Regions from separate parts of the Homo sapiens genome. Here region 2 is linked to region 1. A link is a contact called in ENCODE Hi-C or POLR2A ChIA-PET data. All regions are on one chromosome and are shown on one strand. Each heading gives the region's core, a stretch centred on a gene start or an enhancer-like site at or near the end of the contact. The rest is flanking DNA. Distances are from core to core; before and after follow the strand shown. Region 1 holds the start of ZPBP (zona pellucida binding protein). Region 2 overlaps SPMIP7 (sperm microtubule inner protein 7).

What was found. Hi-C counts contacts between places; a loop is a spot of excess contacts on that map. ChIA-PET counts read pairs that join two places held with the same protein, here RNA polymerase II (POLR2A). Pooled maps may share reads with other maps.
Region 2: a loop to region 1 is called in a map of B cell, with 5 times the contacts of the local background. The contact joins the enhancer-like site here to the promoter of ZPBP in region 1. A Hi-C loop is called at or near these places in 8 of 168 maps with a recorded cell type or tissue (B cell, CD4-positive, alpha-beta memory T cell, CD8-positive, alpha-beta T cell and 4 more), 8 of 37 single-sample maps with no recorded cell type and 14 of 50 pooled maps. POLR2A ChIA-PET finds 5 or more read pairs at or near these places in 1 of 52 experiments (activated CD4-positive, alpha-beta T cell).

The regions. Positions count from the first base shown.
Region 1 is chr7:50,090,842-50,095,436 of GRCh38, forward strand. ZPBP (zona pellucida binding protein) reads right to left here and starts at 2,405. Exons shown (of 8, transcript NM_007009.3): 1 at 2,227-2,405. The coding sequence starts at 2,353. It overlaps LOC124901630 (a long non-coding RNA gene), which reads left to right and starts at 2,438. Exons shown (of 2, transcript XR_007060321.1): 1 at 2,438-2,889; 2 at 2,974-3,500. RefSeq lists silencers at 2,209-2,258, 2,339-2,498.
Region 2 is chr7:50,138,231-50,142,865 of GRCh38, forward strand. It overlaps SPMIP7 (sperm microtubule inner protein 7), which reads left to right. Exons shown (of 9, transcript NM_001161834.3): 6 at 1,910-1,951; 7 at 3,051-3,158. Among named protein-coding and RNA genes, the nearest start is that of SPMIP7, 45 kb to the left of the region's middle. Within about 2 kb of position 3,106, at least 2 of the 41 ENCODE cell types and tissues checked have a DNase peak (open chromatin) inside an H3K27ac peak, as active enhancers do; they include B cell, where a contact is called at or near this core.

The sequences.
Region 1 (4,595 bases), core at 1,155-3,654:
GCTGGATCCAGTGGTAGTTCTACTTTCAGTTCTTTAGGGAATCTCCACAATTTTCCATAGTGGTTGTACTAGTTTACATTCCCACCAGCAGTGTAGAAGTGTTCCCTTTTCACTGCATCCACACCAACATCTATTTTTTTTTTTATTTTTTGATTATGGCCATTCTTGCGAGAGTAAGGTGATATCACATTGTGGTTTTGATTTGCATTTCTCTGATAACTAGTGATGTTGAGCATTTTTTCATATGTTTGTTGGCCATTTGTATATCTTCTTTTGAGAACTGCCTATTCATGTCCTTAGCCCACTTTTTGATGGGACTGTTGGGGTTTTTTTTCATGCTAATTTGTTTGAGTTCCTTGTAGATTCTAGATATAGATTCCAGATATTAGTCCTTTGCCAGATGTATATATTGTGAAGGTTTTCTCCCATTCTGTGGGTTGTCTGTTTACTCTGCTGACTGTTCCGTTTGCTGTGCAAAAGCTCTTTAGTTTAATTAAGTCCGACATATTTGTCCTTGTTTTTGTTGCATTTGCTTTTGGGTTCTTGGACATGAAATCTTTGCCTAAATGGTGCTGGGATAATTGGAAAGCCACATGCAGAAGAATGAAACTGGATCCTCATCTCTCACCTTACATAAAAATCAACTCAAGATGAATTAAGGACTTAAATCTAGGACCTGAAACTATAAAAATTCTAGAAGATAATATCAGAAAAACCCTTGTAGACATCGGCTTATACTATAGTTCTTGATACACACATACCATTTTCCTTATTAGATTATAAGCTCCATTGATAGTGGGATCAATGTTTATGTTAACTTATCAAGAATCAGTATCAAACACTATACCTTGCACATTGTAAATATTAAATAATAATTGTGAAACATATTCTGATAGTCTTCATTGTTAAATGAGCAAATGTGATGGGCATAATAGTGTGAGGGGCAGTATAAAAATGCAATAAAGCATTATACCCAAATAGCCTTTAGCAGACAGGAATAGCAAAGTGCAAAGAAAAGGATGTGGTATCAAAGCCAGAGGACTTGAGTTTAAATCCTAATTCTGCCACTTACTGGTTTTAGGAAAATCACTTTAAACTCTAGGAGCTTCAGTTTTCTTATATGTAAAATGGGACTAATAATAATTCCATCCTTACAGTTACTGTAGAAAATGAGAATACTGTATAAATTGTAAAATGCTATATAAGAGGCCTTCACTATTCATCACTTACAAGATACTAACTGCTTATTCTATTTCTTATATCTCATAGGTCTAATCTTATTATTTCATCAAAAGATCACCAGGTAAAAATTTAAAATAAAAACCCTTTCACACCTAATACACGACCACGACCCATATCCAAGAAGCATCTTTCTCCTACATGGCAATTGATGGCTATCGGCTATTCATATACTTATAGAAGAATAATCTTTGGATTCCTGATGCCTGGACTTTGATTTTTAAATCTCTATTCACTCCATTTGTTTCCTTTCTCCTCCCCTATCCCCTACCTACCTCCACAAACCTTTTACATTTATATTCTTGGAGGACTTCTTTTTTTCATTATTCCTTATTTGAACAACTTTTTTCATTTGAAGCAAATCTCTGTGATTTTATCAATTTTGGGTCTAGAATTTTGAGTCTAGAATGCAGCCAAAACCTTTCTAGTTAAATAACAGTTCAATTAAACTTTCACATCCTTCGTCAGTGTTTGTTCATCAGTATCTTACATGTATTTTTAAAACAGTATAGAAAAGTACTTCAATTCTTTAGAGGTCAAAACTTTAAAATCGCATTATTTCCTGTATTTCACAGCTAAAACCAATAGATGGCGCTCCACCATCACGGATAATTTGAAAGCAGCAGGTTGCCTATTTGAAAGACACTGATCTCATCATTACAGAGTTCACACACTGAAATGCAAACCTGGCAGATGACCCATGGACTGAATTGGGGAGTTTATCAACAAAGCAATTTAATTGTAAAACTTCAACTGTGGGTGACGTAGTGATCCATCTATACCTTAATTTCCTGTCATTCACTCCTCTATGCAAATGCAGAGTGACTTTGTACGACTTCCATAAAAAATAAGCCTTTCTTGTCACGTATTAGTGAGCAAGGTGTCTCTATATAAAACGGATGCACGTGACACAAGAAAAGGCAATTCGAAGAGTGGGGGAAGCTGCGGTTGTCCCTGCGGAGCCGGCAGGGCGGCGCGGACCCTCACCTGATGAGGGCACCCGCACCAGGAAGGCGGAGATAAAGAGGAGGATGGCGGCCCGAGAGAGCAGGGAGCCGGCGGCCCGGGTCCGCCGCCTGCCCCGCCGCGCTGGGCCAAGGGCGAAGGCCTCCATCCACACGCCGCCGTCGCCTGCCCACCGTCCGCGCGGAAGGTCGTTAGGCAACGCGCGCCCACCTGCAGCCGGAAGTTGGCGGGCGGAGGACCGGAACAACGGACCTGATGGACGTGCTCCCACTTCCGCCGGGGTGGTAGACTAGGGGTCAGCCTGTGTCTCCACATAGCTGGTGGGGCCTACACGCGCCAACTGTGCTGTGCAGCCCCCGGGCCTTCAGGACAACACAGCCACGCAGGGCATCCTCAAGAACATCAGTGATTTGTCCAAGATCCTAGAGCTGAGAGAGAATCGTTGGGCCCCAAATCCCGTGCTTTTACCTTTGCATAGCGTTTATGATCGAAAAGCCCTTTTTATGAGCCAGGTGGTAGATGTGGGGCCCAGTTTCGAACAACAGATAGTGAGAATGCATGAGTTAAGACGTGTAAAGCCCTCAGTGGACTGCTTTGATCTAGTAATGTCAGCAGATAGTATTTTATGGATGTGTGGAACTTAATTGGGAGATAAATGCAATACACACTTAGTGGGAATTAAAGGTAAGTAAGGCCTTTAGCCTCAGAAAGAAGCTTGATGGAAGGACAGAGGAAATAACCATAGATGAAATTTACTTTCTAAAATAGACCGGAAGATCATCTTATAGTGTCACCTAAATTCAGCAAAACATACAAAACCATCTATCCTGTGTGGGAGACCAGAATATACCTTCTCAAATATGAAGGATTGCTGCCCTGAAGACAAGAACCAGCAGATGCAGGAGAGCTGTCCACCTGCCCTCTTTTTACCCAGAAGCAAGACATAGATTAGAAAGAGAAAAGGTATCCTGCCCCACTCCTTTACCAGGGAGAACAAAGGTTAACCACTGAAGACAGCGTCAGACCCTCATTAGCCTTGAAATGATATCAGAGGAATTAATATTAGCTTTTTTTAAACCATCTTTTGTCTGCTATTTGTTTGCTTAGCCCAAGTTACTGCCTGTAGAGACTCAGAGTCCTTTTCCTTTGTCACATCTCTAAAAATTTCCTAGTCTTTGTTGAAGATGCTATACAAGCTGGAATTCAAAGACGCTTCTTTGAGAACTACTCATTCTCTGGGTGTTCCTCATATATAAATGAAATATATTAATAAACATCTGTTTTTCTCTTGTTAATCTGTCTCTTGTAAAGGATCCATTCTAAGTACAAAGTTATGGGGGTTATTATTTTCCCATACACAGCCTAAGAGGCCATTTATAGCTAGAACTTGTTTTAGAGAAATTGAAAGAGACTCATGCCTCTACTTTTCTGCTGCTGGAAGGATTTACTTAATGGGAGCAGAGCTGTGATAGAAATAAATCTTAAGCAGTTGGTTTAAATACATTGAAGAATGAAGTTTGAGCAACTAAATGTAGAATGCCTAATTACAAGTGAGTTATCACTTTTGATATGAAGAAATGAGTGATCATGGGTGGACTAAAAACTGTCACTTGATATGCTATGATCTGGATGAAGGATTTAAAACTGACAGCCTAACCACCTAATTTAATCTCACTTGTTTAATAGTATATCTCAAAATTGTAAAGACTTTCAATGGGGCATAGGCATTCTGATTGTACCAAACATATCACCCTTGACAGTTGGCCTGATTAACGATTATGTGCCTGACTCTTCAAAGCTAGAATCTTGCCTGTTTTAACATTTTTGCTGCAGTAAGGATGATGTGAACTTTTACCCCAAATTCTAATATTTGCATTTCCTCTTATAGTAGTTCATGCAAGATGAAATTATCCAGGTGAAAGAGCTTTTAAGTGAACCAATACATTAGTGATTTAAATGATATTTTGTGTGTAGACAGTTAACTGATACCCATTGTGGTTTCCTAAAATGAACTTAAAACTCTTACTGTTCTTACTCTGGACACCATGGCAAATTTAAGGGAAGTAAAGATAATTTAGGGCATGTAAAGATGTACCTGTACTTTCATTATAATTTTCTGTTTTTCTTAAAAATTAGATATACTAGGGCTGGGCACAGTGGCTCACACCTGTAATCCCAGCACTTTGGGAGGCCGAGGCGGGCAGATCACAAGGTCAGGAGATCGAGACCATCCTGGCTAACACAGTGAAACCCCATCTCTACTAAAAATACAAAAAATTAGCCGGGCATGGTGGCGGGCGCCTGCAGTCCCAGCTGCTTGGGAGGCTGAGGCAGGAGAATGGCGTGAACCTGGGAGGCGGAGCTTGCAGTGAGCCAAGATCACACCACTG
Region 2 (4,635 bases), core at 1,856-4,355, 48 kb after region 1:
TAATGACAGGATCTTACTAAATAGTTTAATGAGTGATTTGTAGGCCTGTTGGCTAAAGCCTGTGAGTGCTGAGTCACAATGAGCATTTGCAAAAATGAAGTTGAATAGGAAATATAAAAGTGAATCACATGGAATTTTAAAATGTAACTATGTATTTTTCAATAACTACCATGGGCAATTATGAAGAATAGCATGAGACAGACAGACATCACATACGAAAAACACATGCCACTCCAGAAAAAATTATTCATTCCATCTTTTGCTCTCTGGAATTTCATCTGATTTTCTGGTTTTTAGAAGATCAATTTGATCATCGCCTCAGTGGAATGGTTAACCTTATATATTTAACTTTATATTTACCTAATCCAAATTAAATTTAAAGCAAAATGTAGGAGATATTAGTCCACAGCAAAATTAATGAGAGTTTTTGCTAAATTTTAATGATCGAAAATCAATATCAAGGATACCATTTTTAAAATCTTTAACAATTGCACCACTTCAATAAAAGCAGTATAAAGTGACCTTTAAATGGGATTTTTTTTTTTTTGGTAATTGGTAGAAAAAGGAATGAAATGGAAATACACAACGCTGTACTCAAGTCTGACTACTGGATCTAGAAATGCAAATAGTGACAGTACGGAGAAGAATATTGAGTCTTGTCAGAAAACTACCATTTTATTGAACCATATCTAAAAATGATGTGCAAGATTTTTGATAAAATTTATTTAAAGTATGGTTTTGCCAAATGTGTAAAATACCCCACTATAGACTCCAACGTGTAAATTGAATGGTAATCGTTTAAATAAAAGATTGAAATATTTAAAAATTTAACATTATTGACCAGGTGTGGGGGCTCACACCTGTAATCCCAGCATTTTGGGAGGCCGAGGCAGGCAGATCACGAGGTCAGGAGATTGAGACCATCCTGGCCAACGTGGTGAAACCCCGTCTCTACTAAAACTGCAAAAATTAGCTGGGTGTGGTGGCACGTGCCTGTAATCACTGCTACTCGAGAGGCTGAGGCAGGAGAATCACTTGAACCCGGGAGACGGAGGTTACAGTGAGCCAAGATTGCACCACTGTACTCCAGCCTAGGTGACTAGAGCGAGGCACCATCTCAAAAAAAAAAAAAAGAAAAAAAAAGATTCTTGTTCATATAGCAAGCTGAAGTTGATGATAATTCCATTTGAATACATTTTTTAAAATGTAATTTTTTTCTACTAATTCTTAACATGTGAATGTTAGTTCTAAAACTTTATTGGTATATTGGTATTTTTAATTTACATATCATGTGGTAAAATGGCAAATAGCTCAGGGAGATGATAATTTTTTTATTCCAGTTTACATAGATCCACTTAATTTGTTGATTATAAGTCAGCTGGCAAATGAAAAGCTATGTGGGTTAGTCAGCACTGCCACATCTCAGAATTCTTCAGCATACTATTCACAGTGGAAGCCTCCTGTACGTAAATGTTCCTTCCAAGAGCTCACACAAAGACCTATATGTGAACGTTTATAACAGCTTTATTCATGATCTCCAAAACCCAGAAACAACCAAGATGCCCTTCAGCAGGTAAATAGATAAAGATACTAGAGTATGCCCATACAATGGAATACTACTCAGCAATGAAAAAGAACAAACACAACACACAACAATATAAATGAATCTGAAATACATTTTGAAAGCAGCCAGACCCAAAAATTTATTATATGATTCCATTTATTTGACATTCTGGAGAAAGCAAACTACATCCTTAAATAGTCTCTGTTTAAAATCACAAACCTTTAAAGGACAATTCCTATGAGATATCTGTGAAGGCTTTTGTCTTAATTAGAGAAATACTGTAATAATTTGATGTTTATTAACTTAATATAAATAACCCAGTTGCCTCTCTTCTCTTTTTTGAAGTGTGAGTTCAAGTTCTAGAAGTAAATATATTCCTCTCTATACGTAAGTAATGTTTCTCAGTCTTGTAAAAAAATTTTAGATTTATATTTTGGTTGTAGTTGCTTTCAGCTCACGCATGTTGTATTCACTTTTTAAGACAACTTATATATTGTAACACATTTCTAATGTTTGTGTGGCACACAGTGCCTGTTTAATGTCAGAAGTCCCATCTAAGGTTTGATTTTGATGAAAGAAAGAAAGAAAAGAAAGAAACAAAGAAGGAAGGAAGGAAAGAAAGAGAGAAAGAGTGGTATTTTTCTGTTTTTCCAAATACATTACCTTTTGAAATAAAATACCTTGGATGCTACCACTATTGAGTGTTATGAATCACAAAAACTGTTATAATTGCAGAAGGGATGAGATGCTCATTAACAGCATGGAAATATCACCTCTTAATTTCTACATTTAATGCCGGCTTTCCATGGATGGCAAAAAAAAGTACATTATCTGCCAGTTGGGGTCTTCTCCTGGTTTTTAGATGGAAGAAGAACCTTGAAACAAAACAAAGTAGATCCAAGAATATGGAGGAGGGATCTGGACCTTTAGTCCTGGCCCACCCCTCTCATTACTCGGCCTCTTCAGTTCTGCAGTTGACTAGTGTTTCTACCAGTGGCCCCAGAAGTCCTTGAAACTCTCTGATTGGCATTAACTCAGCCTCTCAACTTTCTCTCAGGCCCAGGGGCACGTGGCTTGTTGCCCAAGCTCCTCTGCACCTGTGAGGGTTTCCATTCACCAGGAGCCTTATAATCTCTGGCACACACCAGCCTCTTCCTTGCCCAGCCTCCAGCCGGTCTCCAAAGGAGTTGTGCTGGGGCTGCAGGAACAGCCCGCTTCTTTGTTCAGAAACACAAAACAGCCCTTACTGTCACTCTGGCTCAAACTTAAGATCAAGGAGCATGCCACCGCTCATTCTGAAGAAGAGAAAATTATCTTTATATTTTTTAAGGAAAATTGTTCTATCATTATGCTTTACATTTTGCATTTTGAGCCTTTGATCTACTTTGGCAAATAAATTTCCTTTGGAAGTTAGAATACTGTTCAATGGTTTCTTCTATGTTTCTTATACAGAAATATATGCCTTCTTTCCTTTCCATTCTAACAGTGGTCATGTGCAGTCTACAAATGCTGATGATGTTGACAACCCCTTGGGAGACATCGCATCGCTAGCCAAGCAGCGGTACTCTAAGCCTCTTTATACAAACACAAGTCGGTGAGTTCCATTCATGATTATTTCACTTGTTTTATTACTAAGGATGAAACATGATGATGGACTTTACCATAAATGAAGGAATTTAAACGTGGCTTTTATTGAACATTGCTGAAGAAGAAAGATACCTGCTTCCTAAAAGAAATGTGGTTTGTCACAAAGGAGATTTTGGGGATTGACTCACTTGGGGCCCTTGAGCAAGTCACTTTATCTCTGTGACTTCAGTTTCTTCATCTGAAACTTGTGAGAAAAAAAATGCCACCAAGCAAGGTGATCGTGGGGGGATCAATAATGTTTGTAAAGTATCTGAGACGCGGCAGATCACTAACAGAGAGGAATCACTTTTTTTTTTTTTTTTTTTTGAGACGGAGTCTCGCTCAGTCGCCCAGGCTGGAGTGCGGTGGTGCAATCTCGGCTCACTGCAGACACCGCCTCCTGGATTCACGCCATTCTCCTGCCTCATCCTCCCAGTAGCTGGGACTACAGGCGCCTGCCATCACGCCCTGCTAATTTTTTCTATTTTTAGTAGAGAGGGGGTTTCACTGTGTTAGCCAGGATGGTCTCGATCTCCTGACCCTGTGATCCGCCCGCCTCGGCTTCCCAAAGTGCTGGGATTACAGGAGTGAACCACCGCGCCCAGCCGAGAGGAATCACTTTTACACATAGGAACTTGAAGGCTGTCGTGCTGTGCTTCGTCCTGAGGAAGGAGTCAGTGGGCTGGATTCTTCCATACATTCTGCAAGGAAATCATTGCTACTACACATAATAATTCTAAAAATCTAAAGGAAGGATATAGGAAGAAAGCTAATTTAAAATATTCAGGCACAACAATTTAGGATTGTTTCTTCTTTGATACGTATATCTAAATTTTGAAATGTTGTATGAAATATTCTTTCTAAAGAATCAAAACATATTATTTGGGGTCATTTCTTCAAAGAGAGTGAAGAGCAGTATGGCAACATTTTAAAGATTTGGTGTAAAAATGAACCACTTAACTTCAATAAATTTGGGCATATAGCATTCCTGCCTCATCTTGCTGTTAATTTCTGTTTTTAAGCAAATGATATTTTGAGCGAATCATATAAAAGAATTGAAGATATTAACTGTACTTACCTGATTTGGGCACTAGAGGGCCTCCAAGGTTGCAAAGTTTCTTCTTTTGATTCGCTTTCAATTTTTAACGGAATCTTAACCTGTTAACACAAAGAAATGTTTTTCATTTTTATTTATAAAATATTTATAGACACAGAAAGATATAGTGTCACATATAACATATCAAATAACGTAAGTAAACTCCTGTGTATCCCCCACCTAGTAACATACAGAATCTTACTCAAATCTTTTCAGCCATGTGTGTGGCCCCAATCTCATTGCCCATGCCTTCTGCTTCCCCAGCTCAGAAGCTATACTCATTAGACTTTATGCCTTTCTTTTGCTTACTTTTCTTTCTAGTTTTGATACATACATATGAATCTCTAAA